Linked DNA regions of Mus musculus: regions 2, 3 and 4 are each linked to region 1. The links are chromatin loops, found by intact Hi-C in ENCODE. Cell type or tissue: left cerebral cortex. All regions are shown on one strand. Each heading gives the region's core, and the rest is flanking DNA. Links, peaks and the distances in the headings are about the cores only.

The links. Hi-C counts contacts between places; a loop is a spot of excess contacts. Peaks named below come from ENCODE experiments on the same cell type or tissue, not always from the same donor. Only the 100,000 strongest peaks of a DNase experiment are listed, where the experiment ranks them.
Region 2: it touches region 1 in a loop (4-fold over the local background); 2 of 42 quality-filtered maps call a loop at or near these places.
Region 3: a loop joins it to region 1, with 3 times the contacts of the local background. A loop is called at or near these places in 2 of 42 quality-filtered maps.
Region 4: it touches region 1 in a loop (4-fold over the local background); 2 of 42 quality-filtered maps call a loop at or near these places.

What each region holds. Positions count from the first base shown.
Region 1 is chr8:28,574,922-28,582,928 of GRCm38, reverse strand. No RefSeq gene overlaps it. Among named protein-coding and RNA genes, the nearest start is that of Gm26795, 15 kb to the left of the region's middle. In left cerebral cortex, for the core only: CTCF peaks have their summits at 3,379 and 3,581; DNase peaks (open chromatin) are centred at 2,798 and 3,439.
Region 2 is chr8:28,640,732-28,648,738 of GRCm38, reverse strand. It overlaps Unc5d (unc-5 netrin receptor D), which reads left to right. Exons shown (of 18, transcript NM_153135.3): 18 at 1-2,022. Among named protein-coding and RNA genes, the nearest start is that of Gm26795, 51 kb to the right of the region's middle. In left cerebral cortex, for the core only: no CTCF peak of the experiment used is centred there; DNase peaks (open chromatin) are centred at 1,586, 2,058 and 3,525; H3K27ac peaks cover 1,017 bases.
Region 3 is chr8:28,866,921-28,874,927 of GRCm38, reverse strand. The region is part of intron 3 of Unc5d (unc-5 netrin receptor D); the gene reads left to right. Among named protein-coding and RNA genes, the nearest start is that of Gm32505, 170 kb to the right of the region's middle. In left cerebral cortex, for the core only: a CTCF peak has its summit at 4,091; DNase peaks (open chromatin) are centred at 3,552 and 4,199; H3K27ac peaks cover 1,944 bases.
Region 4 is chr8:28,145,616-28,153,622 of GRCm38, reverse strand. No RefSeq gene overlaps it. Among named protein-coding and RNA genes, the nearest start is that of Gm39153, 250 kb to the right of the region's middle. In left cerebral cortex, for the core only: a CTCF peak has its summit at 4,887; DNase peaks (open chromatin) are centred at 3,492, 4,074, 4,235 and 4,841; H3K4me3 peaks cover 192 bases; H3K27ac peaks cover 989 bases.

The DNA of each region.
Region 1 (8,007 bases), core at 1,682-6,681:
ATGAACTGAACCTCTGAACCTGTAAGCTAGCGTCAATTAACTATTGTCCTTATAAGAGATGCCTTGGTCATGGCATCTGTTCACAGCAGTAAAACCTTAACTAAGTCAGGAGGGTTTTGCCTTCATCTAGAAAGCTAAATGTATACACGCCATGAAAACATGTTGCAATGCCATCATACTAATAAAAGAATGGAATACTTTTGCTTGTTCTCTGTAATGAGAAAGCACTGCCCTAACCAAGATTTGCATAGTTGAATCAAGGCTTAATTGACAACCTCCAAGTGTCTGGCAAGAACTCAGACATCACTGAAGCAGAGCAGAGGGTAACACCAAGAAAGAAGAGAATTTTATTAAAGAAAGGGGAAAAGAGTACTAAGCATAAAGAGAATTATTAATAAAATGATACCTTTAAAATGGCAAACACTTATTCATAAAAATATATTTCATAAACAGGAGAAAAATAAGAGAGTCAGATGAAAGGAATAGTATTCTGCACATGCAGGTGCCAAGGTACTTCTGTCAGGACTATGACAGATTTTCTTCAAGCCCAGAGTCAATGACCAAAGGACTAGAACAGGCACTTAGGGAAAGAGAAATGTCTGTGGTTGATGAGTACCCAAAATCGACATTTCAGCAAGCATCACATGACCATTCAAGTTGAGATGCCCTGCATAGCTGTATAATAGGTAGAAAGTGCACTGCAACAATGCCCCCTGCTCAGCCCAAATCAAGGCAAGAGAGAGGACACTGACACTGCTGGTGGGAAGAATGAGTGAAACTGACCAGGAAAGAACCTGATCTTATCATACCCCCAAATACAGAAGGTTCAGGTACTGGGGTATCTGGTAATTCCACACCACAGTGTAAATTAATGCATTTGGTTATTCATATCTGTGCTTTAAAAATTCCCAAAGAGAACACACTTGTTGTTTTGATTAGGAAAGAGAATCAGGAGAAGTCATGGGGTGATAGACAGCTCAGAAGCAAATAAAAGCTTTTCCTCTTTTCCATTTTACTTTGCAGTGCTACTGATGTGCATGACATCTAGGGCTCTCCCGTTGAGCCACAAGTACAGATGTAAAAGAGAAGGAACAAAACATAAAATGATGGTTGGGGGGGGGGAAGATGCTGTGTTTAGAAGGCACTGATGAGTTTTTAAATCTATTTGTAAAAACAAACAAACAAACAAACAAACAAACAAAAAACTGTGTGAGGTAGAAACTGGGATGAAGAAACAGTTTCTGAAACTATATGCCATGGCCTGATGCACTCAGTTCTTAAATACTAGAAAGAATAGAGGATGCTCTCATTCATCGTGGGTCACAGGAGAATACAGGGCACACCCATAGCAAATCAAGACAGCTTTTCTTCCTTTGACCTATACCCTAAAACCATGTGTCAAGGAGATAAACAGGCACTCTAAAGCCTAGCTTCTGTGTTCTCTCAAACTACAGAAATCTCATCTTGGGTGACTTACAGAACTAACTCTTCTCAGGCTCCCCACCCCTGGTATAAGGCAACGTTTGCCTGTAGAGAAAACGAAGTGAAGAAGCAGCTGCTGGAGTCTCATTGATCTTTCTCCTTTCTAATTTCCATTCCACCATCCTTGTGCTTCCCAGGAAGAGTGGAAGCACAGGTGGGAATCTCACTTGTGGAGCCCAGGAGCTCATCTTTGGGAAGTAGAGATATGTGCTCAAGTGGATCAGATAGGCTGAAGAAGAATTTCCAGAGGTTCAAGGTAAGCATGCATGAGGTTATGCCTATGTTTAGTTGGGCAGATCTTCTCAGCACTCCATGACATGATGGTCCAGCATGCCCACCCTGAGTTTAAGATCTTGTAAAGTGAAAGTGTATTTATTACACCTAGCCTACCAAACACCACAGCATCATGCAGAGTATTGGCTGCCTTCCCTGGCAACAGTATGGCTGCCTGGAAGCTAGCTGTGGCTTGCTGCCACTGTCCAGCCTTGCTGAGAATATCATAGCCTAGCTAATGACAACAATTTGAACACTAAAGTAGGATATCTTATTAATATATAGTGCTATTCTATCATCATAAAGTGGAGATGGGAATGGTCTATACGCCGGTCTCCTTAATGATATCATCTTATCCATATTCTGTCAAATACCCAATAGAAGAAAGCAAAACAATGACAAAACATGGTTTAAAGGAAAAAGCAGCAAGTTAATTTAGTACTGCTATTTTCTTATTCATTTGTCCTTCTTTATCCCTACCTGGTTGAAAATATGATGTGCTCAACCTTGAGGGAGATATTAGACCTAAGAGAGGTAAACTCACTGATCGGCCCCCAGATAAGGGGAAACAGGTGACTATGACATTTATTGTTATAGTACATTAAGCACATGAATACAGGTGGCAAAGACCTTGGCAAACCGAAAGCCTGTTTTGGTGAAGAGGCAAAATTCACACCGGGAGAACAAATTTAATGCCGTCAAAAAAAAAGTCTATATTTAACTTTTTTTTTTTCTTTTGGATAATTCATCTATTTTTAAAGTGACACACATCTTCCAAACTAAAAGCAGTAACCGTTGTCAGTGACAGAAAGCCATCAGAGACATTGTTTTTAAATGTGCAGTTCAAGTGAGCAAACATCTGGAACGCCCAAGCCTGACACGTTCCCTGTTAACAAGGAGCACACATCTTGTGGGTTCTGCAAGGCTGGATCTTCATTCTGCTACAGCATAATTGGACACTTTGCAAGTGAACGTTATCCAGGCTCAGTGCCGTAATGTGCTTTGATTAGTTGTGTTGCTTTTGAGTGACAGCTATACAAACTTACCACCTCGAGTGAAGTATCGCAAATGAATACACGGCAGACGATATGACAGGCAAACCTCAGAGCAAATGGAGAACATTAGAGAAGTAACAATCTCTGAGAAATTTGGCTGGAGGTGTGTATCTCAGTGGTAGACTACTCATCTATCATGCCTAAGGTCACTGGTTCGTTTTATAACACTGACCATTAAAAAAAAATCTAGAATGTATCAGGGATATTTGGATATTTTCAAGGAGAATTTTCCTTGGGGGTGGGTGGGTCTAGTATTGGCCCTTCTTTGAAGGATAGTTTCACAAGCAAAATGAGAAATAAGGCACAGGCATCCTCATTATCTTGTGTTTTATTTGATTTATTTATTTATTTTTTTTAGGTGTCTAAAGTCTGAGTGGTCTGTACTACCTCCAATGCGTTGGTGTCCTTTCATTGTCTTTTACTAACCATGTCTGCCTCATCAATCTTCATGACTCAAGTTAAAGGAGTAGCATCCATTTTCCTACTTCCCAAGGAAGTCGTGATTACCAGGGGTGCGACATTATCCTCCTACACTCCTCCGCTGAGCTGTTTAAAGAGCTTAAGCAGGCAGTCTGCTCTCCTATACCTCTAAAGCTGGCCGACACGCTTATCTAAAAAATGCGTGTAATCCACCCACATGCGGTATGTTTTCCAACATTCTGAGTATTTGCCATTCTTCCTTAATATGGCAGGAGGAAAAAAAAAAAAAAAAAAAAACAAAAAACTAAGGGAACGCTTGGCTGAGGCTGAGGAAGGCCATCTGGTGTTAGTGGAGAGTAACTACCTCTGTCTGAATGCTGATGAAGTCAGCTGATGTGAGCACACTTCAGTCTCTGCAGTCTCTTGCTCAACTCAGACACCTGAATCAGTTGGTTTCTACTTTCTGAATTTGTTTGCATCCGAAGGTGCAATTTTTTTTTTTTTGGTTATTTTAATTACCTACATTTCAAATATTCCTCTTCCCTGTCTCCCCTCCGCAACGTTCCCACCCTACCCTCCCCCCCGCCCCCAACCCGGTTCCCCCTCTCCTTTCTTCTAAGAGGGTGCTTTCTCACCCACACACTCTCCTGCTTCTCCACTTTAGCTTCCCCCTATACTGGGGCATTGAGCCTCCACAGGACCAAGGGCTCCCCTCCATTGATGCCAGATAAGGCCATCCTCTGCTACTTATGTAGCTGGAGCCGTGGGGGAGGTGGCTTAAGCTTGACTTGAGGAAGTGTTTGATCTGCTGTTGGACCATGATAATGGGTGCTAATTTAAGATTTTTGTATTGTTGTGCGCAATACTGTAAAACTCTGTAATGCCATTTGCAGTTTCATCTTGGAAGACGCTGGTGTGTTGTTAGATTTTGTTGTTCCTGTTCTACTCCATAGCATGCAAACATGGGACCTCTGAAATTTCTACAGAGTTTGCCTCTGGTTCTTGTCTATTTTTATCTATGGAACACCACCATTTTTAAATTTATGGATCCATACTTATGTCATTTGGGACATAGGCCTCTTTTTAGTTATTTGGGAGCTGACAAGACAGTTCAGTGGTTAAGGTCACTTTTAGCTTTTCCAAAGGACCAGAATTTGGTTCTCAGAACTCACGTCAGGTGGTTCAAAACTGCCTATAACTCTGGCTCCAGGGAATAAGACACTCTCTTTTGGCCTCTGTGGCCATCCTCATGTGTATGTGACATACACACTGAGATACACAAGAGTAAAAAAAAAAAAAAAAACAAATCTTAAATCAAAATACTTTATAATTTTGTAGTGTCAATGGCATAGATTGTAGAACTCAATTATGGCAATCGTGGAAGGCAAATTTAAAAGATAGTGTAATTTTACATGTTTTGATATTGCCAGTTCGGTTGACATAGAACATAAAAATGTTTACCCCCGGTGAAAAGCCTCAAAAATAAAGTTCTGGAACTTATAAGCCACGAAGCACTTTTACTTACTATACGATTGTTAAAAGTGGGACCAAACTGGCTCACTTCATTCCTTTCAGCTTGTTGTGTGAGTGAGAAATTAAAATGAAACAAACAAACAAACAAACAAACAAACCTGTTATTTTATGTGGACATGTTTTTGTTCTATTCCTAGGTGTAGGGTATGGGTCTGCATCAGATTGTCCACAGCAGCTAACTCTGATTTGTCTCATGCTCTGGCAGTGGTGTGATTCTGCCAGCTGAAGATGGTTTACAATTGGAATTCTAGGAGAGAATACTTGAGCGAGTATATGAGCAGCACCAAGAGGGCATGACTGCTGCTGGCCCCTGCTGCTGCTGGCCCCTGCTGCTGCTGGCTTGTTTCTGCTCTTTCATTTGTTGTTCTGGCATTTGTTGGGTGCTGGTTGCTGTTGCTGATATCCTGCCAACTAAGATTCTACTTGCCCCCAGGAACTCGACATCCCTAGTCAGCAGAAAGTATATCTAAAGAGATCTATTGCCCTCCCCTACCCCACCCGCATCCTTCTAACCTTTCTCACCTAGTTAGTGTTGGGGAGTTGAAAGGGATTGGAGAGGAGATGCATGGGAGGTAAAAGAACCCAATAACGGTTTTGTTCTGTTACAGAGACCTCCCTTGGGATGGGGTTCTACAGTGAGGTCAAGTGGAATTTAAACAGACCGGAAGCTTTACAATCCTGCAAGGCCACTGCTTTCTCTTACAGCTTCCTGGGAGCTGCTGCTGGGGAGTTACCGAGTTTGGAGAAGTGATGTTGTCCCTTAACTCATTCTTTGGTGATTTGTTTCTTGAGTTCATGACTCCTGAAAGGAAAGAGGAGATATCTCCGGGTAGGAGACTGGTTCAGGGTCATCTCACTCGTTTTCTTTGCCCTCCAGTTGAGAGTGTCAGAAATGCTGGATAGAATGATTGCTTGTCGATCATCTCAGATGGCGAACAGAAAGAAGCACTGTAGACCGAGTTAGCTGGTGCTATTACTATATAGGTGATTACATTAAGCTTCTTAATGCTCCAGGTTTTCCTATGAAGAAAGAGCCCAGCTGGGAAGTTCTCAAATGATGAAATATGTTTTTAAACACTCGTAGCTACTCTTTAATGGCCTGTGCTGCCAGACATGAAACATTTCACCATGAAAATGGGTAGGATGCATTCTGAATCGCTGCGATGTCAGGGAGGCTCATTCGTTAGTGGTTTGAAAAGTGCTTTGAGCTAACAGAATAAAAGGCACTGGAGAAGTTTGGACTAATATTAATAAAAATGAAAAATTGCAACAGAGGAACTTATTTCCCTTAGAACACAGACATCAATATTAAGAGTGATTAATAAAGCACAAATAACCAATGTGAGAATGGAGAACACCAGCCATTCATTGGGATATATCTTCTATGTGTTTCCAAATTACCATCTGTGCTGTTTTATTCTGTTAGATTATATTCAATGAGAGCCTGGGTTCATATTCACATGTGAGCCTCACTAGACTTAAATAAATATTATGTGAGCTAAAAATTTCAAACACACCACTTTATTTTTTCTCTATTTTGATCTATAATAATCATGGGTATGTTTTCTCCACATTTCTACATGGAGGCCCCCAAAATCCTGCTTCAAGTCAGCACATTTATTCATAGTCTTCAGAGCCTTGAATTCATCATATTGGCAGAGTAATTAAGACAGGCCGTTCTGAGGTAAAGGTAATGGATAGCAAGCATTTGTGCAGGGTTCTGAGGATAGGAGGTAGATTATTGCTTTGTTCACATTTAGTTTTCCCACAATAATGTTGAGCTGGAAATTAATGAACACAATTAGGGCTTTTTGATATGGCAAACCTTTGAAACCATTCATTATTCTGTTAACAGAACCTGGCTAATTTTCTTCTAAATTAATGTTCTCCTGTTGTGATATAGATTATATTTTATAATGCAGCTCAGTTGGCTTTCTCTCACTCTTCTCTTCCTTTGCTCATTAGTTGCATCTACTTTGTCATTGACATCCAGGAGAATAATAAGTTAGAACAACTGTCAATAATCTCTTTAGGCAGTAATATACTTACTTTACTCTAATGGTAATTGTTTATCACTGCAATGCTTTTTATGTATTATCCAAACCCACAAATACACACACACACACACACACACACACAATCAATGTTTATTGCACCACTATTCACAATCATCAAACTATAGAACAAATCTAGGTGTCCAAAATCAGAGACAAGAATAAATAAAATGTGGCATAAATACACAACGGAACATTTTTTTCAGATAGAAAGCATAATGAACATATGTTTAAAGGAAAATGGATTCAAGTAGAGATAATTAAGTAGATTAAGCCATTCTCAGAAAGACAAAACATGAATATGACATATCTTCTCTCATTCGTACACCTTAGATTTTATGCAGACACACAGAAGCATGTACCTTTGAAAGCAGAAGTAAAATTGTGGTGGCACTAGGGAATTAGGAGGGGAAGGAGGGTTCAGGGAATGTGCTTAGCATACAACAGAAATAAGAATAAACATGTATTTTAGTGGACCTTCTCAAACCTTTTAAAAATCATACAGAAGAACCTACCTTCTGTTTTTCTGAAAAATTTATGCCATATTTCCTCTGTTAAGGCTCTATCTACAACACTCACACAGTGTCATTCCTTTGTAATGTCATGTAAAGTGCCAACAGCCACCAAAGAAATTACACATTAAGAGAGTCTAGACATGCATTGTATTGATGCCTCTAGTCCAATTACCAAACAAGTCTATGTGGGGCAGGGAAGAGAGCAAAGGTTAAGTGTTTGACTGTCAATAAATTTTAAACCTGAATGAGCTACTCTGAGCCTTAATGCAAGGGCAGAGCTGGCACATGCTAATTCACAAACACAGTGTTAGCAATACTGCATTATTTTATTAGTGTTTGTCACCTGTGGGCACAGAATCTCTGTCCTGTGAGCAGGACCGGAAAAACAGACTTTCAGTGAACACAGGACGCTGCTTTAGCTGTTCTCAGGAATGAGAGGGATATTCTACTTGGCTTTTGAAAGATGTATTTCTTAATTATTCACATTTCACTCTTGCTTTTTGTCATTTACTCTTAGGCTATTTTCTTTCCGTTATTTATCACTCAAGTTTTGTGTTCATTCTTCCTGGCTTATTTGTCTTGATAAAGGAAAACACAACACAATGAAATTACTCGACTAGGGAACATCCACAAAGAGGTAAGAGGTGAAAACTGACTGGTTCAAACCTTAAGAAG
Region 2 (8,007 bases), core at 1,224-6,223, 66 kb before region 1:
TTTGAACATTGATGCTTTGGGCCAAGACTTGAATGGCCACCGTTTCAATAGTTGCCACTGTTTTTGTCCGCATAGAGTTTTTCTGAACTACAACAAGCAAAACTGTATTTTGTCAAATGTCACAAAAGTGAAACTGTTACTAATCTTAGATGTGTTGCATATTTTGTGTTTCTTTTCCAAACTCTTTCACTAGCTGCGGTGACAAAGCTGTTTGGCTGTATTGACAGCATGTGGTGTCTTTTCCAGAAGCAACTCTAGGAGAGCCAGTGTCTACTGTGGACTCCTCACATCCCCATTACAGGGTCACCAACAAAACTGAAATGGCAATTTATATGCTGTAATTTTTTTTCCCTGAGAATCAAAGGGGATGGCGCCAGGCCTGGCTATTAGTCACTAGTGTGTAGTACTGTGATCAGAAGTAGGAAGTTTATCTTGCATAGAATAATTGTGGTTTTTGAGGCAGCTCCTCATTGCTTTTTTTTTTTCCTTTTGCTGTGAAGATCATGGATTTGGGGTGTCCTCACGAAGTGGGCCTAAGACAGTAACGTTGCAACTTCATGTCTTCGAACCTACCATGTATCTGAACCATGTATCTGAACCCAAAGATTAAAAAAAAAAAAAGGCAGGAAGCATCCTCGACAGGCCTAAGCTCCCTGCCCCTTATCAGTATTAACTTCAGCAGGAGTTATATCTTTTTTCCACAAAGTTCCACCATTTGATTCTATTATATATCAGAGAACCTGCTAATGACTTTCTTTTTGGGAATAGAAATATGTGTCAAATACTTTCACTAAAGGCATGGGTATAATGAATATGCCCCTTTGTTTCAAATTTATCTGACTCATTAAAAAAAAAAAAGAAGAAGAAAGAAAAGAAAAGAAATGATTCAGACCGAAATTCCAGAATTGGGAAAGTTGTACAATAACCTTAAAATTGGATACATTTCTAGTCAGTAATGAACCAACTAGAGTTCTGATGAATGCATGATATTTAAAGGGAATAAGCCAAATGTCATGCCACAAGACCCTTTCCCAAAACACAAGCATTCTGCTCAAATGTGGAGACAGCAATTCTAATGTTCCTTTGTTGCCAAGCATGGGGAGTGGAAAGATGGAGAATAACCAGGACACACCCACCAGGGCTTCCTGGGAGAAAAGCTGAGAACAGAAGCCCCCAACAAGGGCCTCTCCTAGATGCTTCCTGCTCCCATAGAAAACTTCTCGATAACAGGGAAATACCCAAGTGTCAAAATTCCACTATCAGGGAAACGGCTGTCTCCTTCTCTACACCACATGAAGAACAGAATTTCTGTTCTTCGTAACCAGGTCTGATTGGTACAGACACTCCAATAAATCATGACCTAGAAGTATTGTCAGCATGGACAGGTAGAGAAGTGCTGACTCATTTTCCTAAGCCCAAACTTGGAAATATGGGTGATATATTTCCCTCCTCCTATAAAGGAGAGTTTCAAACCTATTTCATTTTGTTCTGTTTATTTTGGGAAGGTACATGGGGGTGTTCTTTCAAATGATTCATTTAGTTTTTTCAAACCCATACCACTCTCAATGTTCATTTGATGTGTTCAAAGCCAAAAAAAATATGAAATAACATTTTAAGCAGAGCTGAACACTAACTCGGACATGAAGCTGAAGGAGTGAGCAAGCCACAGGAGAGGGTCTAAGCGAAGCATGGCCTTGGCTTCATACCACACTTTTTGTGCCTTGTATTATCAGTGTAAATTCTGAATGTTGTACAGTAAATACTTGGATGGACTCCTTAGCAAGGATGCACCGGCTTCTTTTTTCAGCACATGTACATATCTATAAATATATATACATATATATTTGGTAATGCCAAACAGCTATGTTATATTGTACTGAACAAAATGGCCCGTTTGGATGTTTTATGTAGAGTTTGCAAAAAAACCAAAATGGATGGTTATTGACTTTTCGAGATAAATGTACAGGCATAAATTACTGCTTACCAGTTATTTATGAATAAAGAGTCTTTTCTTGACATTTTAGGATATGATCCATGAGTGGGAATTTGAAATCTCAGTGAGGACTCTGTTCTATCATATTCTGGCAGGTGTTAGGCTATTCTCCCGAGGACAGCTTTCAAATCCTTTAAATGTAATGAAACTCACTTCTTTCTTTGGTCTCAGTAAAACACTGGGAGATGTTAAAAACAAATATTTTTTTTCAAGGAATTCCAGGCCACCTAAATACATACTTGCACACATATGTCTGTGTATACACACCCCTTTCTTAGGGATACAGCTTAGGGTTTTCTTGCTGAGAAAAGATACCATGACCGCAGCAACTCTTATAAAGGAAAAGATTTCATTGGGATTAGCTTACAGTTTCAGAGGTTTAGTCCATTATCATTGTGGTGGGAAATATGGTGGCAAACAGGAAGACATAGTGCTGCAGAAGGAGTTGAGAGTTATACATCTTGATCCACAGGCAACAGACAGAGACTAACATACTGGTGAGACTTGAGCTTATAAGACATCAAAGTCTACCCCCAACACAACCCCCAGCCCAGTGACATACTTCCTCCAACAAACTACTAAGGCCATACCTCCTAACAGTCCCTATGGTCCAAGCATTTATACATTTGAGTCTATGGAGGCCATTTATATTCAAACCACCACAGGTACTCCATGGGAATCGTAGTCTTTTTTAAGAATATAGGTTTAGAAATTCCAAGGGAATCGCACCCTTACCATAATTAAAAATCCTTTTTCATATCCCTCAAATTACTTTTATATAGCAGAGAACACACTCTGTAGGCTGGAAAGATGTCTCTATGATTACGTGTACTTGAGGATGTTCCAGAGGACCTAAGTTCTGTTTTCAACATCCATGACAATTAAATCACAACTGCCTATAACTCCAGGTCTATGGGATGTGTAACTCACTGTTCTGCCCGCCAAGGGTACCCACATACAGGTTATATACAGACAGCTGTGGATATATACACATAATTAAAAAAAAAAACCTTGAAAAAGATAGTCTCTGCCTTGCCATAGAAAAACAGACATTACATAGAATATTTATGAAAAGATAACAGGAAAATATATATAATGTTAGGCATTCCAACCACATTTGGCTGATTCTCTTTTAATGGTATTTAAAATATGACAATTACCCAGGCATTTAATAATGAAAATTTAGAGGGTTGAACTAAGCTGAAATAACATGGTCTACTCAAAAATATTTTCTAACTTATTTAAAGTAATTTGTGACGATAAAAAAAATTTAAACCAGTAGTTTCCCCAAAGCTATTCACACACACACACACACCACACACACACATGCCAGTAAAAAATAACCAAAATATTATTTTCATGCGAGTATAATAGGTTTGGTTGTCATACTAGTTTCATTTGTGAGGCCGAAAAATACAAAGAAGCACCATTCTCTTCCGCACAACCTGATGCACAGGTTACCGTGGTGTGTGCAGTGAATCTTGGAAATGGAAACATATGCCTAAACATTTTGGACCATGTAATCCTCCCTCCTCCACCATCTGATGGAACTGGTGGGTGGGCACAGGGCAGGTTTTCACACTATGTCTATAAGTTGCTCCAAAGGTCCTCTCTGACGATTGTGAGACTTGGATAGAGATTGAAAGCTGATTTAAAGTGTCTAAGCTACAGAAAAAAAAAAAAAAAAAGAGGAGGTGGTTTCACCTAACATAAACTGGGGAAATTAGTGCTAAAAAGGCAAAACCAAGCCAAATTTTCAGGTTTTTTTTTTTTTTCTGCACAGTTAAAACAAATGAATCTAATCTGAGTTGGCCAAAACAAATTTTAACTAGAGGACTGGTACAAATAGCATGGAGATTCAGATAAGATAAATCCAGATAAGGTTAAAGTTATAATTAATTAAAAATTAATTACAACATTTGCATACAAATTTCCAGGCAGCAGGCAGGTGTGTGCGCACATACTTCTAATCTTAGTCTTAGAAAACTGAAGCATGACGATTGCCCACTACTTCAGAGCCAACTTGGAGTTTGTGTCAAAGCAATGTGTGTGTGTATACACATGTGTATGTGGAGCGATTTCCTTCCTGAATTGACTCAGTTAGTGTGGGCTTTTCCTGTACAGCCAATATTGTGAAGATTTGATTATGATGGAAGCTTACTCATTCACTCAAAAAATATACTTAGTACTTCCAGCATGTAGCATTTGATAATAGGCATCATATGTAATGTTTCTGTTTCGTTTAGAGGAGAGTTATTATAGAATTTTTCATTCTTCACAGTTTGATAAGTGAACAAAAAGAAATGGGTAAAACCCTTAGTCCTACAAGCGACTTCCAAAGAAAAATAAGGTTCATCTCCATCTTACACGAGAAACACTTTGAAGAATAGTTATCTGAAAGAGTCTAACACCAGACTGGTTTGGATGGTAATTGAGCCTGCCATTCTCTGGATGTGTGACCTTGGCCATTGAGTCTGCTATTCTCTGGATCCATGGCATTTGCCAAGAAATTCATTACTTTTAAGAAGGGATAATTCTGTTGAGTTTGATGAGCCCAAAGAAAATGATCAGTGCTGACAATGAGGACTGTGTTAATGGTTTGGTTGGCCTTGCAAGCATGAGAACCTGAGTGCAGTTTCCAGGACCCGCCCAAAAAAGGTGTAATAGTAATTATCCCAGCTGATGACTGAGGAACCACACCCAAGGTCCTCTGGCCTACACACACACACACACACACACACACACACACACACACACACATTTGCACATACCCACTTACACACATGTACCTAGGCAAACACACATGGGAATCTAGCCAGCTGTCCTCATCTAGTTCTGACTGTGAAAAAAAAATTTATTATGTGACCATTGAATGGCTTTAGAGAGGCCACTGGTGAGACAAATACATATTTAAATCATATATATCATTAAAACAACATTTAAAATATAGGATTCTGGCATGCAATCAGTGCTCTGACAAGAAGCTGAATGCTTCCTGGTTTTCAGATAACCAAAGACCCCAAAATTGGATGTGTGCATAAACCGAATGATGAAGATCTGGCTGAGCACATCATCTGCCAGACTTTTCCATTATAAACAGGACATCCAAAAATGATGCCCTTGAAAGATATTGAGTAATATTGACTCAAAGTCCATTGACTCACTGACTCTCAAGTCAAGAGATCACATAGCATCAAATAGCATATACCACAAAATTGGTAAGCACAGAATATTGAGGGAGAGAAACACTATATGTTGCATGTTACAGAAATGACACAAGTTACCACTGAACTAAGATTTAGATATGATTTATTATTGATGCTTTATATATAACATTGTATAACAAATTTCATTATTTGTTGCTGGAAATAGCCACCATTTATTATTATTATTATTATTAATACATTTTGGATCTTCATAATCTGAGCCAAGCTCACCAAGTCTTTTGAAACTCAGGTATTTCTCAGTGGCCTCACAAAATCAGCACACACACACACACACACACACACACACACACACACACACACACACACATATTTAGGAAAATAGAATCCACTCCTTGATATGAAAGGTTACAAAATCAAATCACAACTAGTATAAAAGTTACAGGAAGTGTTGGAGAATTTGTATCATGGTTTTCATTTCCCTGTCAGAATTTTTCAGACAAAATAAAGATGGAAAAGCACCCCAAAAAACATCATTCATAAACATATTAATGAGAATTTCATTCATAAGAGGCTACCATGATGTTTGTGCTTTTAATTAGTATAGCCTATGCTGTTTCTTAGATTAGCATGTCCCAGACTTCATGGTTTTGTTAATAGGAGGTGATTCTGTGCTTTGCTATGCGGGGAAAAGCTAATTTACAGAGGTGTTTTCAGGATGAGTCTTCCTCTCAGAGTACAATCAGTGATTGTGTAAATACCTTCCACATGTTTGGCCTTTCACAAGGATTTATAACTTTAACCCTCTTGTGATCACATGAAGCCACCATCATTACTAGGACTAGTTTACAAGTAGGGAAACTAAGAAAAATGAAGTTATGTTAATATACCATGTAATCACTCAGCAAAGGCTACTAACCTTTTTTGGATATTTATCAGCTTCTTAGCACATTGAGTAACAGCTCAAAATTCAATTCAGAGATTTCAGTGTTTGCTAAAGAGATACAAAAGAGAAACTACATCTTTCACTCTGAATTATTTAATTGAAGATAATCCATATTCCTTTCAGTATTTTGTTTCCTTATCTAGTTACCCATTTTCTTGCAAATCACTGAACTTCATACATCTGAACATTTAAGTCCATACCAACAGCGTTAGCATTTTGCTTCTTGCCTGTGAATGTTTGATTGCATTTCCCTATGACTCATTAGAATTTATCCTTAGAACTGACAAGGGGTTGTCAATACTTTGCTAAACCTCACAACGACTACTTTAAAACCAAAAGGCTGGAGGCATCTTTAGAAACAATTAAATAACTTGTCAAATAATCCTGCTCTCACTAAGCTTGGAGCCAAATCCAGTGTGTCCCTTCCTTCCCGAGAATGGTAGAAATCCAGCCATAAATACAATGCCGCCCAGGCAAATGAGATACTCTGGTCTCTGGGCTTCGGTCTCAGATAAATCACTTATACTCTGAGACATGGCTTCCCCATCTTCAAAATCAGCATCATCAATATCCCTGAACAAGAATTGAGTTAGAAAGAGCATTTTTGTTTCTAGTAAAGGCATTTTCATTTATAGTAAAATGAAAATATCACATTGACTATTGATGCATAAATAAGTCATAATTTAGTTATTTTTACCATCTGGTGAGAAATCCTCACGCAAACTTCCAAGTGATGGCCACATGCCCCTTCACTCCTTCTATCCCAGAGTTGAATGATTTTGCTAAAATATGCGGGACCAGAGGACCATTTCTTCTCCTAACATCATTAACCTAAAATTCCAAACACTTTAGTCAAGATTATCAATGTGTGTATGTTCTTGGCAAGTTTATAAGTAAAAGGATACAAAAACGCCAAGTGAGCCATCTATTTACCACCAATGAAAAGTATGCAAGCTTTTGTGTATATTTTCAGCTCTAACGGCCCTCTGTAGTTATTTCCTCCTAATGTCCTTTAAAATCTAGGCAAACAAGGAAACTCATTTCACCATTTAATTGTGCCTTCTGTTTTCTTTCTTCTTTGCTCAGCCTGCAAGCTTATTTTAAAATAATATTTATTATGTACACAATAAATATGAAAGGGTACACTATAGTAGGCCATGGGAATACAGCAGTTTACTGAATATCCCTGTCTCACAGGTATTTCATGTTTCTGTAAAAGGAGAAAATAAAGAATAAGAGAAATACCAGAAAAGAGAAATAGGCTGAGAGGAAGAATAGGGCTTCCAGGGTGTAGCACCGATGATATGTTAAGACAGGAATATCAGGCAAGATCTAACTTAGCTTTTGACTAAGTAGATAAACAAGATATCTTAGGGTTTCATTGCTGTGAAGAGATACCATAACAAAGGCAGCTCTTTAAAGGACAACATTTAATTGAGGCTGGCTTACAGCTTCAGAGGTTCAGTCAATTATCATCCTGGTGGGATTATGGCAGTGTGCAGGCAGACATGATGCTGATGGAGCCGAGAGTTCTACATCTTGAACCAAAGGCAACCAGGAGGAGACTGTCTTCTGCAGGCATCTGGGGAGAGGGTCTGAAAGACTACACTGGGTGGAGCTTGAGCACTAGGAGACTTCAAAGCCCACCTACCCCATGACACAAGGCCATACCTACTGCAAACATACCACACTTTCTAATAGTGCCACTTTCCATGGGCCAAACATTCAAACACATGAGGCTATGGGGGTCAAAACTCTTCAAATCTCTATGCAAGATAAGTAAGAAATTGTAAGAAGATGACATAAGGCAGAGGAAAGAGTCTCTCCAACGCCTTGAGGTGGCTGTTCTACAATGGACAAACCCAAGGAATAGTAGTGAAATTAGTGCAGATGGAGTGAGAGGA
Region 3 (8,007 bases), core at 1,589-6,588, 290 kb before region 1:
AAAAAAATATATAGTTGAAAAATGATGAGAAATAAAAAGAAAGAAAGAAAGAAAATTGCTTTTCTGAGGAGTCCAGGATTTCTCTATCCTGTTTCAGCATCTATGTCTTTATAATCTGAATATGATTTATAATATGTAAACTTCTCCTCCTGTCCTACCCATTCCCATTAGCCCACCTCTGTAGATCCTCAAATTGCTCCTTTTTGCGCCTAGGACTGTTATAAGAAAAAAGGGGGGAAAAACTCAATAGAAAGAAGCTGGGAGGGGCAGGAGAGATGGTTATTGTTGTTTTATTCAAATCCTGCCTTTTGAGAGTGTCATAAAGAATATGGGACAAGAGGGATTTGTCTGAGGACTGGAGGAATTCTCCATAGCAGATGTTGGTGGCTTAGGGATTAAGAATAGGAGTGAATTGCTGTTTGCAAAGACATTTATGTTTCTTCAGAAACAAAATCTCCCTCTTAAAATATGCATTTTACCTTCATAATACTGGCGATTTGGGAGGCCTCTCCTGGACGCCATGTGAGTCCTCCAAGACCAGGAAAGAGAGGTCACCTCATAAGCTGTACTCAATGTGAGAGCCTTGGGAAACATTTTTTCCAATACTTACTTAGTTAATTAAAATTAGCCAACCAATATTTTATGATGTTAACGTAGCAGGTCAACCAGGAGAGGGAGTGTGTTTGCATTCATTTGTCCCATAATAAGTCCAGTTCTGTGTTCCCATGTGGACTCACAGAGGCCATCCAGATCCCTAGTCAAGGCGGGGTATCTGTAGTGCTCAATTCAAGCAGAGAAGAGGAAACAGCATGAGAGTATTCAACCCTGGCTCACTCAATTTCTGTCTTCTGAGCTCCATTCTCCACCCCCACCCCCACCCCCACTCATCAGCCTTCCTTCTCCAAGGTCCATGTCGCCTATCCTTTGAACTATTATCAATACAGGTTTCCCAGTCTGTGTCCATCTCTTTGGTTGTCTCCCTCAGTTGTCCTGATTGCCATGTGTCTATCAGAACCTCATGTTTGGTTCACAAAGCCCATCAGAGATTGGTTCACACCCACCTGTTCTCATCTCTCATCACGTGGACTATACTCCACACACTTTGTCCTTTCAAATGCATGGTTGCCACACATGTCAGCTTTGCCTTTCTGACACACCCCATCCACTAGTGCAGTCTGCTAATTTGCATGTGTAGCGGGACAGGAGAGAAGAGCCTAGACTTCACATCCCTGCTCCATTTCCATTTCTGTTCTGCATCGCCTTAGTTTTGTACAGGTGGAAAGCATAGCTCATTTTCCTCGGTCTTAATATCTCCATATGTGAAACCGTACCTATTTCCTGGAGCTGTTCTGAGCATTGCTGATATACCCGAGTACTAATTATGTAACCTAACAACACCAGTGAATACTCTCCAGCTATGACCTGATGCCCTGTGGCATACCTGATCCTCTCCTGCACTGTTTCATGGGCTGGTCTTCACTGATGCTTACTGACTGAGTCTTCTAGGTTTGCCTCTACTGTGCTGACCCTCTCTGCATGATAAAATAAGAGATTAGGAAATATTAATAATGGAAAAGGAATTTTTCATTATGTCACTTTCCCTTTAATCATTTGACCTTCATAGACGTCTGAGATCCTTTTCTGATAATAATCTTGTGATTCTCTCTAAAGATTTTAAAGGAACTGTACTTTTCATATGATAAGCTCATTTGTATATAAATATTTTTTCAAGCAAAAATGTTAGAATATCATTATAGCCCGTATTATACAATTCACTTAATGAGTTCTCTAATAGTGTTTCCAACATATTTTTAATTTCTTCCCATGTAGCAAGTTAGAGGCTCTTTAATTTATTTAAAATTATTTATGCAAGCCAAGACATGATTTGTCATTAAATATTGCATTTGACTTGGGGACCAATGTGTATTAAAATGTAAATTGAAATTTAACTAGTGTAATGGCATCAAAAGTGTATGTGGGGGTGCCTTCAGGATCTTACTTGGATGTTTTATTCGCTTGCAGGAAAAACATGTTTAAAATGATTTTCTATTTTTATTAGACTGAGAGAAAAGAGTTCTGACTTTTGCGTGTAAGTACTTCCTAACGAATAGCACATTGCACATGAGGATAGTCCTCATTCTGAATAAATGAATAGGCAAATTAGATATAATTGTTACAATGTTTCTTCTTTTTAAGATTGTTTTTTAAGTAATAGAGGCATCTTAATGTGCTAAATAATCATTGGTAGATAAATGCAGTTTATGAACGTGAGGACCATCATCCGAAGGGACTTTACAATTTACTGTCATCTTTATAGAATTCAATAAACCGTTCTGTTTCAGCATCTGAGCCCCTTATGCTTCCTGCATTGAGCCAATGAGCCATTAAGGATTTAAAATTTTTTAAATTGCATTGGGCAAAAGCGCCAAGGCAACTGGGACGTCGAGCTGGGGGACATATTGACAGGAGCCTCTTGATGTGATCAGGGTTACTAATCTCTACGAAACACCAGGAGGTTCTCTGGATGCTGCTGCTTAGAGATGGTTTGATTTTTAAGAGGAAGCAACACTGAGAAAAATCTCCTGTTATTTTTTATGATTCATCTGTTCCTCAGAGTGGACCCTATTGGAGGTAAAAGTTACAGATACCGAGCACTGTCTTCTATGATACTCTGGATTAGACTATGGAAATATGATAAATGTTGTAAATTATTTATGCTTATATTATTTATTATTTAGTTTGCTATCTACTATGTGATTGTATAATATGGTTAAGGATTTTGTGAGTCTGTAAGCAGATATCATTGGGATATCTTGCCTAGGAACAAGATTTCCATAACTCCACCGTGCACCATCATGTCAATCAGCAATCAGCATGGTCCTCATCTAATGCTGAAGATTCAGTTCAAATAATTCAGGAAGCCTAGTATTGGGTCTCTAATTGAGAATTTCTATTGAGCTTCCTGAATGTGAGAGCTGCTAGTTGATGAACGCCCTGTACCTCCAGTCCTGAGAATTTATGTAATATTATTTGAGGCATTTCTATTTGCCCCATTTAGGATTTCCTATGCCTGCTTTGTTCAACGTGTTGCCAAAAGATAAAGACCGTGACTGAAGGGGAAGGTCATCTAGCCATTACCAAAGTGGAACAGAGCCCCATCTGTCTGCCCATTGTATTCCCTTGCGTATTCTTACTGCTAAGCCCTGTGAGTTGCCCTCTGTTAAATAGAAACGGGAGAATCAAAATAGAAACCTTTATGTGCATTTGAGTACTTTCTTGAGGGAAATGGCAGTTGTTTTCCTCTTTCATTTCTAAGTCAGTTGTGAACCTGAACCGCCTCATGGTCAAGTTCTACTGTGTGTACGCTTCTTATTGGGAGCCAGTGTGCTTGTCATCCGCCTTCACTAAGATCCCCCTTAATCACACTAAGGCATGAACAGGGAGAAATTGGCTGGCCACCAACTACAGGGGGCTGGAAATAGCAGAGACCTAGTTACCAAAGTGAGTTTAGGAAGGTAAAAATAGGTAAATAAAAGCAGCCTACATTGACCCCCACCAAGCTGGCAGAAGCCTGTCTCCAGGGAACAACTCCCACAGGCCCTCCCTCATCCGTCTGCTTCACTTGGGCTGGAAGATACGTCGTGCTGTGGCATCTGCTGCTGGACTATTGTCAAAACCAGGAATACTCAATCATTCCTAGTTGTTTATTTTCATGGGTGAACATTTGGCAGCTTAGCCCTCTCTTTTATTCTCTGTTTTTCTTTCTCTCCTTCATCTGCTTATAAGGTGTTGTGCCTGTAGCATTAAACTCTTAGTCAAGGAAACCCTTCTTGACACTTGGCTACTTTACCTAATTTTGTACTGAGAAGGAACTATCCCTGTCCTATAATTGAGCCTGTTCTAGCAAGTTGGACATTTGGAAGAATACACAGTAGGAAATCACTATTTTGTTGATTTTTTTTTAAAAAGGGGCATAATTTGAGACATGCTGAATAAAATGTAAATATGATGTTTATTTGAGATGCTTCTAAAATATCTATGCAATTGTGGCAAGGAATGAAGAAATTAGAAAAATCTCATTTACAGCCACAGGGTGCTCTATACTTGCATGCTGGAGTGAAACAGGATTATTTTATTTTTCTTTTGGAGGTGGTTTCCTTTTGAAAAATCAGAAAAGAAAAAAAAAACTATTCAGTTGTCTCTATTGTGCAGCGCAGCTTCCTGGCTTCAGTAAATAATTTCATATGCTGGGAACTGCTGGGGCCTCTGCCTCCTGCTAGCAACATTAAATATGGGGATAAATAAATGTTCGTATACTGTAAAATTTTCAGGAGTAACCTCTTTTGCCTGCCTTGCCCCATGACGTCCTTACAGGTGTGCTGCGCTCCACCTGAGTGAGTGAGTGAGTGAGTGAGTGAGTGAGTGAGTGAGTGAGTGAATGAGCACCACTTAGATTCTCAACCTGTGGTTCACAGCCTCTTTGTGGGGGGTCAAGTGACCTTTTCAGATGGGTCACCTAAGACCTTCAGTGAACACAGATATTTATATTGTGATTTATAACATTACCAAAATTTCATTCATAAAGGATCAAGGAAAGTGATTTTATGGTTGGGGGGTCACGACAACATAAGGAACTGCATTAGGAGGGTTAAGAACCACTGTCTTAGATGCTTGGGTATAAATTCTTAGGCTCAGAGGTATAGGCTGCTTTCCCTGTCTGTACTTTGCCTGTGTTCATTATTGTCCCAGAGAACATGCATAGGTCCATCTCCCTGTCTCTGACTCTTTATTCGTACGTTATGCCCCTATTGAAGGATTATCCTACTTGTTGCCTTATACATAGACACCAGCATAACAAATCTGTTCACCCCACTGACCTCAACAGCCTCTTAGACTAATTTGGACATCCAAGAGCCTACTCTGGTATCCAGCTTCCAAATTTTATGGATTCAAGTTTCCATTTCTGTCTTCCCACAGAATTTTTTTAGGACTGTTATCATGATATTTGTAATCACAATTATTTTGAAATTACCTGTGAATTCATTCTATATGTAGATAGATACAGAGAGATAGATAGATATAGTTTTTTTTTTTCTTTTTTCGAGACAGGGTTTCTCTGTGTAGCCCTGGCTGTCTTGGAACTCACTCTATAGAACAGGATGGCCTCGAACTCAGAAATCCTCCTGCCACTGCCTCCCAAGTGCTGGGATTAAAGGCATGAGCCACCACCTCCCATCTATCTTTTTATATTTTTGAACTGCCTCAAGGTTCCACCGTTATTACCTTCACTGTTTTGACTTCCAAGTCACAAGCAGATCTTATTGTCACCTTTGTAGTGGGTACGTCTTGAACAGCAATGCTATTCATGTAAAGCTTAACTCCTCTTCAGAAAAAGGCATCTGTTCATTGTTCATTGTGATGATGTCCAGCTGTCTGACTTTCTTGTGAGTCTATGGCTAATAAGAACATGGAAGAGTCATCTTTGGCTTCCCTTATCTGGAGATGACTGCATACTGTCAGCAGTGCAGTAAGCAGAGGCCAAAAGGGAATAGAAGAGATGAAACATTACAATCATGTTACACCATGTATTACATATGTGACCTCAACTGTTTACACTGTCTGCTCTGGTCCAATATTCTCTGTCCACATACTCCTACATTGTGGGAAACAGTCTTCAATACCTTGTATGAAATGCACACAAGTTTAAAGCCTTAATTTCTCTTTTTACAGCAAAATGTCCCCTAAAGTTAAGAAAGGCAATAAGCTAGCTTTCTTCTAAAGATCAATCATTTCCCATAACCATACATTAATCTATAAGATATAAGATACTACTGAAGGATGTGAGAGGCTTAGTTTCGTAATCATATTGTAAGCTGCATAAAATCATCTAGTCAAGGAATGTATGTTTGCTAAAGTACAGCTGCAGTCCAGTAGCGAGGCTGCACACTGTGGGGTGCAGTTGTATCTACCTGAAACCATGCAAATGCTGTTTGCTTGTCAAGCCCAGTGCTAATGAGTGTCATGTTTGCACAGATGTGCCATGGAGACTTACAGAAGCAGATCTGGGAGCATGCTTTCTGAGCCCTAGTGTACAGTGAGCAAAGTTTGGTGTTTAAAAGATAAAAGTTTGGACCAGGAAAATCAGTCTTTTGAAGCATGTGAAATTATATGGAGCATAACACCTGTGAGCCAACTCTGAAAACTCAGGCCATATATGTAGTAATTGGGTTTTTTTTTTAAGTGAAATAACTGGCCTTGGAAGCCTATGGATACCCTCAAATTCTATCATACAGGATTTAAAGAGTGCTGTTTTTACTATAAAGCCAGCAGCAGCATCTAGGTATTAAGGTCTAAGTATTAAGGTGACAAATGACTCTAGAGCCTGGAACCAGACATGACCAATGGTGGAGCAATGTTCCTGCTATAGAATCGCCTCGTGCACTATACATGGAGAAGAAAAGGACATACATCTGACAGTGACATTTGAGACTATATACTTACGTTAGATATCTAGGTAAGATGGCAGACAGGTTGCTTACAAATTAAACGATGATATCAAGAGTAAGTGGAGTCAGTTCATTGGTAGAGTGCTTACTTAGCATTCAGGAGATCCTACATTTGAACCTCTGCACTCCACAAACATCCTATAATCCCAGCACTCTGAAGGTGAACAGAGGTTCTAGGTCATCAAGCTAAATGGAGAGCAAGGCCAACATGAAGGCACAACTCAAGCAAATGTTTGACATAATGGTAGACCTTAACTGAGGTTACATCATAGTGCCTAGAATTTCCTTCAGCCATGTACTGAGAGTCTTCAGGTTAACACTGATACAGCTTACTGTTGCCACTCTTTCTGTGTTTATATCTCTATGATCTTGCCCCACTGAACCATGGGAAGTGTTCTGAGATTCACATCATTAGGTATTTTTGTACTTGCTTACCCAGGTTGCATGCTTCCATATGATAAGGAAATATGGAATAGGGCTAAAGCCAACCTACCCTGTGGAAGTATATTCTGAAGTAAGTATATTCTTAGTAAGTAGGAATTCACTTGAAAATTGCTACAAAAGCAAAGAAACATATATAACTGTACAAGTCAACTATATGTCCTGAATGTTTATACAACTGATCTTATAGCAAGCTTCTTTACAAAAGTTACCACAAACCCATGCAGATAGCTAGATCTGTGGGTTCACTGGCAACAGGAATTATTTAATTCTAGTATTATACACACACACACACACACACACACACACACACACACACACACACACACATATATATATATATATATATATATATATATATATATATATATATATATATATTAGATTCAGACTTGTGGAATTCTTTAATATAGTACCATGTCTCCCTTCACTGCCCTTACTTAAGTATATTTTATGATACTTAAGTAATTATGAGAAGAATTTAATAGAAAACTATTACCCAGAGAACCTGACAGCCTCTGGAACAGGCAGAAGCACAGAGGCGCTGAGGCAGCACCCTGTGTGGGCCGGGGACAGCCGGCCACCTTCCGGACCGGAGGACAGGTGCCCACCCAGCTGGGGAGGCGGCCTAAGCCACAGCAGCAGCGGTCGCCATCTTGGTCCGGGACCCGCCGAACTTAGGAAATTAGTCTGAACAGGTGAGAGGGTGCGCCAGAGAACCTGACAGCTTCTGGAACAGGCAGAAGCACAGAGGCGCTGAGGCAGCACCCTGTGTGGGCCGGGGACAGCCGGCCACCTTCCGGACCGGAGGACAGGTGCCCGCCCGGCTGGGGAGGCGACCTAAGCCACAGCAGCAGCGGTCGCCATCTTGGTCCCGGGACTCCAAGGAACTTAGGAATTTAGTCTGCTTAGGTGAGAGTCTGTACCACCTGGGAACTGCCAAAGCAACACAGTGTCTGAGAAAGGTCCTGTTTTGGGCCTTCTTCTTCGGCCAGGAGGAGGTCCAAATACAAGATATCTGCGCACCTTCCCTGTAAGAGAGCTTGCCAGCAGAGAGTGC
Region 4 (8,007 bases), core at 1,731-6,730, 430 kb after region 1:
TCAATGTATGCTTAGAAGTACAGCCTCATAGGAAGCCAGCTGATTCAATATGTGATGATTAAGTTACTTTAAACTCTACTACATGTTAGAGATTATCATGATTTTAGTAGCTCCTGAATAATTAATTGATCCATATTAACAGAGCCCCACATTCACAACCTGGCTCCCTTTGCATTTCATTTCTTTCTTCCCAACATAACTCCCCACAACGTAAATGAAAGTTCCTGAGGTTTAAAGTGCTTCTACCAAATTCCATTTACCTTTCTCATTTCTGTGACCAAACACTGAAGAAGAAAGAATTTCAGGGGAGAAGATGTGACCTTGGCTTACAGTTTGAGGGAACACAATGTATCATTAACCACCACAACACCCCTTGTCAGGTTGATACTCAAGTGTGGCACTTTTATCCTCATCCCTCACCCCTCGTCTTCAAGGGCTCATGGCTATTCAATACTACAAAGGGCATTACGTTCATCTCCAAGAGTTCCAAAATCTTAGCAGTTCTATCATTGTTCAACATTTCAGGAACCAACAACTCCTCTGAGACTAAAGGCAGACTCTCAACTGTTGGCCCTTCTGTTAAAGCAAAACAAAAACATGTGGCATACTTCCATTCCAATGCCCAATGCCACCTTTTTGTTACCATAGGACTGACTACTAGTGTAGTCAGATAAGGAGAAACAGATAGCTGGCTATAGCTGGAATACAACATAGCCAGGTTAAAGTTCTAAATTAAGTGGTGCTGGAGAGAAGGAATAGATCAGGGTAAAGGTAAGGGTGGAGTTGAAAACATTGGAAAAAAAACCTATGAGAATAAATACTCCCTTTCCAAAAACTAGTAAGGCATAGCAAAAAATGATTAGGCTAACAACTAATCCTGTATACCATGCTTGGTATCCAGGTCTCTCAGTGTCATTACCTGGCTCTTCCAATGTGCTTGGCCAGCCTGTGCCTCTAGTTTGGCCATCTGCAGAGCACACAGCCTCTAACATTAGACATCCTCTAGCCTTGGTATCTCCAATATCCCAGCATCTCCACTGCAGGCTAAGCTTTCCTTTTATATTTCATCTTCACCAAATGGCATCTCCCATCCCCTTTTCTGTGATTCTTACACTGCCACACATTGTCTGGTCTTGTTGGCTTCCTGGAGCCCTGATAGAAACTTCCTTACATCACAACTGTTACATTTTACATGTCCACAAATATAGGACCAAGCGGATAATGACAAATTCTGCTGCTAGCATGAGATGTAGTCTGACCCACATCTCTCTAAATGTAGTGACTACTTTGTACCTTGGCAACTGAACCTCTTCAGTTGTTTTGCAAATCCTTGAGGCTGAATTTTCAGTTCGGAAGCTGTCCTTTATCATGAACTTCCATTTTCACAAGGTGGGGCCACTGAAAGTCGAGAAGTCACTCTCAGAGCATCCTTCCTGTGGTCTCAGTATGGGAGAATTGTCCCACTGCCCCCAGAACAGAGCAGTGTCTCAGTACCCTGCACTGACTTTATCTTTAATGCTGCTAATCTCTTTAAGCATTACAGCTGATTTCTCCACACCCAAATGTCTGCAACTTCCAACTAACTGGTTTACATTCCCTTCTTCAACAAACCATGGGTTTTTCATGTCTTTCTGCTCTTTCACTAACCATGCTACAGTCTGGATACTCTGCTTGGTTGAAATTACCTCTGTCCAAGCAACTTCATAAATTTATCTTGAATTCAATCTTACTCAAAATTTCAGTGGATAACCAAGCCAAATTCTTTGCCAGAATATGTCACAAATGACCTCCAGTCCTTTTTCCAACAGATTTCTTATGATACCTTAAGACCCCCATGACCAAAATCTTTAATGTCCAAATCTTTGTGAGTATATTTGCCCTTCCATACTCATACCAGAATGGCCCATTAAGTCTGACCATTGGGTCATAGACAGCACACTAATGGGCAAGCTCATCAGATCCCATGGGTTAAAGGTAATCAGAATGGGTGAATTTATGACCAGAAATGCTTTCTCCTTCCTTCCATTCAAGTAATATCATCTATAAAAGATGTACAGCACCCAGCACAAAGCAGCACTTGATCTCATGCATAGATCATTAGTAAGGCAGTAGGCATGCACAAAACCCTCACCCAATGCTAAGAGACCGATGCTGTTACAAGTCCAGAAAAAAATGAAAAAGAAACAATAATGTGTTATACATGAATGAGTTTCATGACAAGAAGGTCTATTCCTGACAAATTCTTTTGCTGAAATCCTATGTCTATTTAGCTACTTGCTACTGTTTCTTCTACTGGGCTAGCTCCAAAAAAGACAGTGTGGGGGCATGTGGGTAGTGTTCCCAGTTTGCTGAACCCACAAAGTCATTCTTGGTGGCTCTAATTAATGGCCCTTCCATGTGACAATGTTGGTCAAAGTTCATGAATGTTTAGCATTCCAACTGCAACTATGGAGAAGAACCACAAGTCATCAGCCTAGGCTATCACCAGTGATCTGGGTTCATTTCAAATACAAAGGCTCCAATAAAGTAATATTTGCTGAGCCCAGCATGACCCTGGTGGGGACAGAGTGACATGGTTCCTGTCTTTGGGGCAAGGTCCTGGTGTGAGCCTGCACAAGTGTTGATAGCTGCTGTGGGTATACGGCTTGTTTGTATAATAATATATATATAGCACATCCTCTGAGGAATGTCCTCCCTGTTAACATTAATGGATCCATGAGAATTAGAAACAGCAGAAGTCGGGCTGTGGTTATATCTCCAAAAAATGGTAAATGCAGGACCTGCAGGACAACCCTCAAGGCTAGGGAAAGAGCTCAAAACATGAGTTCAAAAATATATAATTTCTCAACTATACAAAATATAAGGATGAAATATGAATTATGAGGGGTTTCAGGAATCTAAAGGAACAAAAGCAGCTAGACTATATGAGCCAGCTTGTCAGGAAGACATAAAGGCAAGCAGATTCCTGAGTTCAAGGTCAGACTAGAGCACAGCAAGGTTAAGCCCAGGTGTTATAGGAATGGTATTTCAGGTCAGGGTCCCACACAACTAGTTTACCCTTTGTGCTTAACAAATGCAGACAGATCTCTGAATTTTTTTTTTTTTTTACAATATTAAGAAAAAACATATGCTTTCTGTCTCCTGAGAATCAAAGGGTTGGGGGGGGGGGGTCACAAGATGTTGATTCATAAGATAATCAAAAGGAAAACTGAAGTAAATAACTGGATTGATGTGTAAAATATAGGCTCGATCTGTGTTCTGCAGATGAGCTATCCAGAGAATTTTTTAGGATAAAAAGAGAGAGCTGTTGTAGAACTGACAGAGACAGAAACACAGACACACAGACCAAACACAAGCAGACAGACACAGACACACAGATTCACACACATGCACGCACGCACAAATACAAGCAAGCAGGACATGGATAGAGAGATCTCTTGGAATAGCAAGCAAGCAGAATATAGTCAGAGAGACCTCCATAGAGAAAGCAGAACATACAGAGAAGCAGACTGGAAAAGCTGTATCAAGCGGGACACAAGTTGTCAGCTTGAATCCAGGATTTGACTTCCAATCATTCTTTTTGCCATTCTCAGAGACCCCTTCTCTCAGAACCTTTGTCCAGGCCAGGACTGCTCCTTGACAAATATCTAAGAATATGATACCTCTCCCTTGTCACAAAGATTCTCCACATTTCCCAGTAGATACCTAAAACCTCACTATAGAATATGTTGGTTTCCCATATAGAAACATAGTTGTGATAAGACTTAATTCATAAATTACACACTGTAAAAGGTGAGCATCAATATTATATTTATCCACCTGAGACAAATCTCTTGTTAGGTGAACTGTTACTTTAACACTTTAAAAAGAAGTACTTTGTTCCCTGCATCCCTCTGGCACTTTGGGGCCATTATTAAGCAAAATAAGGGTCCTTTCCACAGAAGCTCTGTGATACAGCAATAGTGGATCTGATAGCCAAGGTGATAGCAAGAAACTGCTTACCATGAGTTTATAGCTGTAGACATCACAAGGAGATGACTCATATCCTGAGTGAAATTTCACCATGCTCTTCAGAATCGCTTTCAGTTTAAAATGTATGAGTCGTTTTCTTCTGGACACGTTTTATTCAGTACTCTAGACTGTGGTTTACTCTAAGTGGCTCCAAATCATGGGTTCAAAGAGACTACCCCAATTAGACACCCCAGTGCGTTTGAGCCTGAAGTATTCCCCATGAGTCATTCAGCACACGTGGTTGAACTGTTAGTGTCCGACTGCTGGCACTGTTTCAATGGTTTATGGTACCGTGTGGCTGAGATTGCAGGAGTGGGTACCCTGGCAGTGGGTCTTGAGTGTTACACCCGCTCCTGGTGCTATCTGGACTCTGATTTCTGACCCACCAGAATGTGAACAGGTCAGGGGACAAGCTTCCACTGCCATGGATAGAGCCACCCCAGCTACCGTGCCAGCTTCCGTAGGATGGACTGATAGCTCGTGAGATTGTGAATGAAATGCCTTTCCTCCCTTAAGTTGCTTCAGTCAGCTATTCTGTCACAACGACAAACGGTAGCAGTACACACCTGTGTGCCAAAGCAGCCGGGAGAATGCACACAGAGATCTGTTTTAGCTTGAGATGGAAATGAAAATTTAAGAGAAAACCAGAAATCTGATGATTATCATTCATGAGTCGTGGTTTCCAAAAGGCATTCGTTTGCTTAGACTGTGTTCATTTTGCATGCAGTGAAGAGTGCTTTTGAAGCTGTGTCTGTCTTCCCTGCTCTGGTATATAACAAGGCCAGCCTTGCTGACAGCAGGGAGATTTCCTCTGCATTGAGCTCTTCCTCCTTGGGGCTGGCCTTTTCCAGCAGCTAGAAATGACTGAGCCTGAAGAGACACCTGCTGGAGAATGAACGTATGAATGCTTTCCTCTTGGCAGTATACAATTTTTTTTTTCTGTCCCATTATCTCAGACATACCATCCTATGTCAGGAAATTTTCATATCTCTGCCTTAGCTCACTAGAAATGGGAAGTGGTGACTGGAAAGTAGAGTTTCTGGGCTAATTTAACCCCCTTACTTCTTATAGCTTATATTCTGGGGCTAGTTATTTCTTAGATTTGGTTCTGATTGCAGCACTCACAGTGAGCTATCATCTGTGGCAGGACAGATCATCAACATATGGGATGAAGGATGACATTAGATGTGACAAGGAGCACATAGAAATGATAAGTGACAAGCAGATAGAGATTATATTGGGGACATATACAGTGTCATGAATGGAAAATTACACGTGAAGTGTTGATGAAGGGTTAAGTAAAGAGGGGACATAGTCCAGTAGAATGGAGTGTGTGTAGTGAAAGGAGCCACTGCCATTTGTGACTTCGTAGGGGGCAGTCATAGAAAACTCGGTAGGAAGTGTGATTGGAAAACAGAGAGGAATGAACCCACCCCACCCAATAGTTCAAATGATGCTGCGACTTGCGTTCAACAGATCTGCATCTACATATTCTGCATGGTCAGCTCTGCCATCCTCTTTATGTCTTTGACACTGAGCTGACCCATCTGTGTCTACATGTGATCAACTAGTTAGGGAGGCCACAGGACGGGGTGGTGGCTGATGACTGACTTAGCATCTTCAGGTATAGAAACCATCAGGCTAGAAACTGACCTGTTTTATTCGCTGTTTCTTTGAGTCAGGGTCTCACCATGTAGCCCTGGCTTGGCAGAGTCTCACAGAGATCTATATGCTGCAGCCTCTCCAGTCTTGGCACTAAAGACATGCATGACAATACTCAGAGAAACTTATGGCAAACAAGTTAATATGTTTGTAAGAAAATTAGAACCTATAATTAGGAGTCAAATAGCTAAAGTTCAAAAGGAGCTAACAATCCAGCTAGACACATACCAGAACTCTTCTGAATGTGTTCACAGCTGGCGTAAATGAGGCACTATAGATTTCCTACAGGAACTATATCAACTGCTATCCAGGCGTTTCAGCAAGATGGCCAGACCTTAGCACACACCAATTACACTAGCTTCCTGTGTGGCATGGGGGAAACAAGAGACGATCCTTGTTCCATTCATTATTCATTGAGGATTTAGAACCTATTAATGGCAAATGACACAAGGATTTGTGTGCCACTGCTGAATGATTGACAACCTCCTCCTGGAGAATGAGGATGAGAAGGATTTTGAGAAAAGGCTCAGTATGGAGTAATGGGGTGGATTATTGTGGTCTGTTGTGAGCGAAGCACAGAGTGAGGAGTAGGAGCGATGTGCTTACTATTTCCATACCACTCAGCAAATAATAACAATAACAGACAGACCTGAGCTAGAAGGATTACACAGCCTGGAGGGCAATTCATACCAATAAACTAAGCATTACAAAAGCCACCCTACCTTTTAGCACCTGGATAATCTAGGCAGGTGTTGCTTAGCATACTTATTCCACAAAGGGGTATCTGGAATCCTCCCAAAGAGACAATTTTTAAGGTCAACAAATAGACAGGTGTGAAGGGAAGAGGGGAAATAACGAAAAAAAAAGCAGACACTCCTTCAAGACAGATGGATGAAATCCACAGCAGAACATCTACGGCATAGGAGCCTGTGAATTGGAAAGACAACGGTTGTATGGGAAATGACTGAGAGGAAGCCACTGTGGTGAGCAGGCTTCTATGTCACAGATAGCACAGATTGGTCTGTCACGTCATGCTATTGACTTGACTTGCAAGGGATTGGGCGCAGTCCGGTTTGTGGCTCCAAGAAATTCCTCTTAGCACAAATTTAAAATTTTCCACAAGTTTAAACTTTGTAACTGATAAGGTACCTTTCGTTCCTTATGGGCAGCTTTGCTTTTTCTGCCATGATTAATGCTACCTCAAAATTGAAACCGAATAAAAAAAGTGAAATAAGCTTATGTCTTTATAATTCATTGTTTTGATCACTTGACATCATTATAGCAACTCCAGTGAAGATAAATTCCATAATGAATTTCCAGAAGACAGTGTATGTTCAGGCTGTTCCTATGCCTTCTTCCATCCTTTCTACTTTAATAATTATTTTCTCCTAATGCCCTTGCAGACCATCTATGAGATTCCACTGACATAATTAACCACCCCTTTCTCTTTCTAGCCAAAGCAAATTGCTTATCTCTTCATCATGGTCTTTATTCTATTCAGCCAGAATTTTCTCAGCATTTTTTATTGGCTAGTTAATGGAAGGTGTCAGCTTTGCACTGTAAACTTCAAAGTGAGGAGCACCGGGGCTTGTTTATCACTGGAACATTCAGAGCACTAAGTTATGTGCACTGTACACAACAGATGCTCAGAAAATGTGTTTCTGGGTGAACTGATCATGATGATGACTCCATGTCGGAATTTTAATAATCATTATAATAGACTTGGTCACCAGTCAAGTTTCCACTGAAGTCATTAGAGCTGTATTTGTAAATCGTCTTATCCAATCTTGCCAATCATTTTTATTCTAAAAATAGGTGGGTAGACATTGGCCATGAAGAGCTTAGTCAGATTTGTATGGTTTATAAAGAATAAGAGGTAATGCCACAATGATGACTGTACTGACTGGTTTGTGTGTCAGCTTGACACAGCTGGAGTTATCACAGAGAAAGGAGCTTCAGTTGAGGAAATGCCTCCATGAGATCCAGCTGTAAGGCATTTTCTCAATTAGTGATCAAGGGGGAAAGGCCCCTTGTGGGTGGGACCATCTCTGGGCTGATAGTCTTGGGTTCTATAAGAGAGCAGGCTGAGCAAGCCAGGGGAAGCAAGCCAGTAAGGAACATCCCTCCATGGCTTCTGCATCAGCTCTTGCTTCCTGACCTGCCTGAGTTCCAGTCCTGACTTCCTTTGGTGATTTACGGCAGTGTGGAAGTATAAGCTGAATAAACCCTTTCCTCCCCAACTTGCTTCTTGGTCATGATGTTTGTGCAGGAATAGAAACCCTGACTAAGACAATGGTGGTGGTGGTGGTGGTGGTAGTGATTGTTATGGTCATA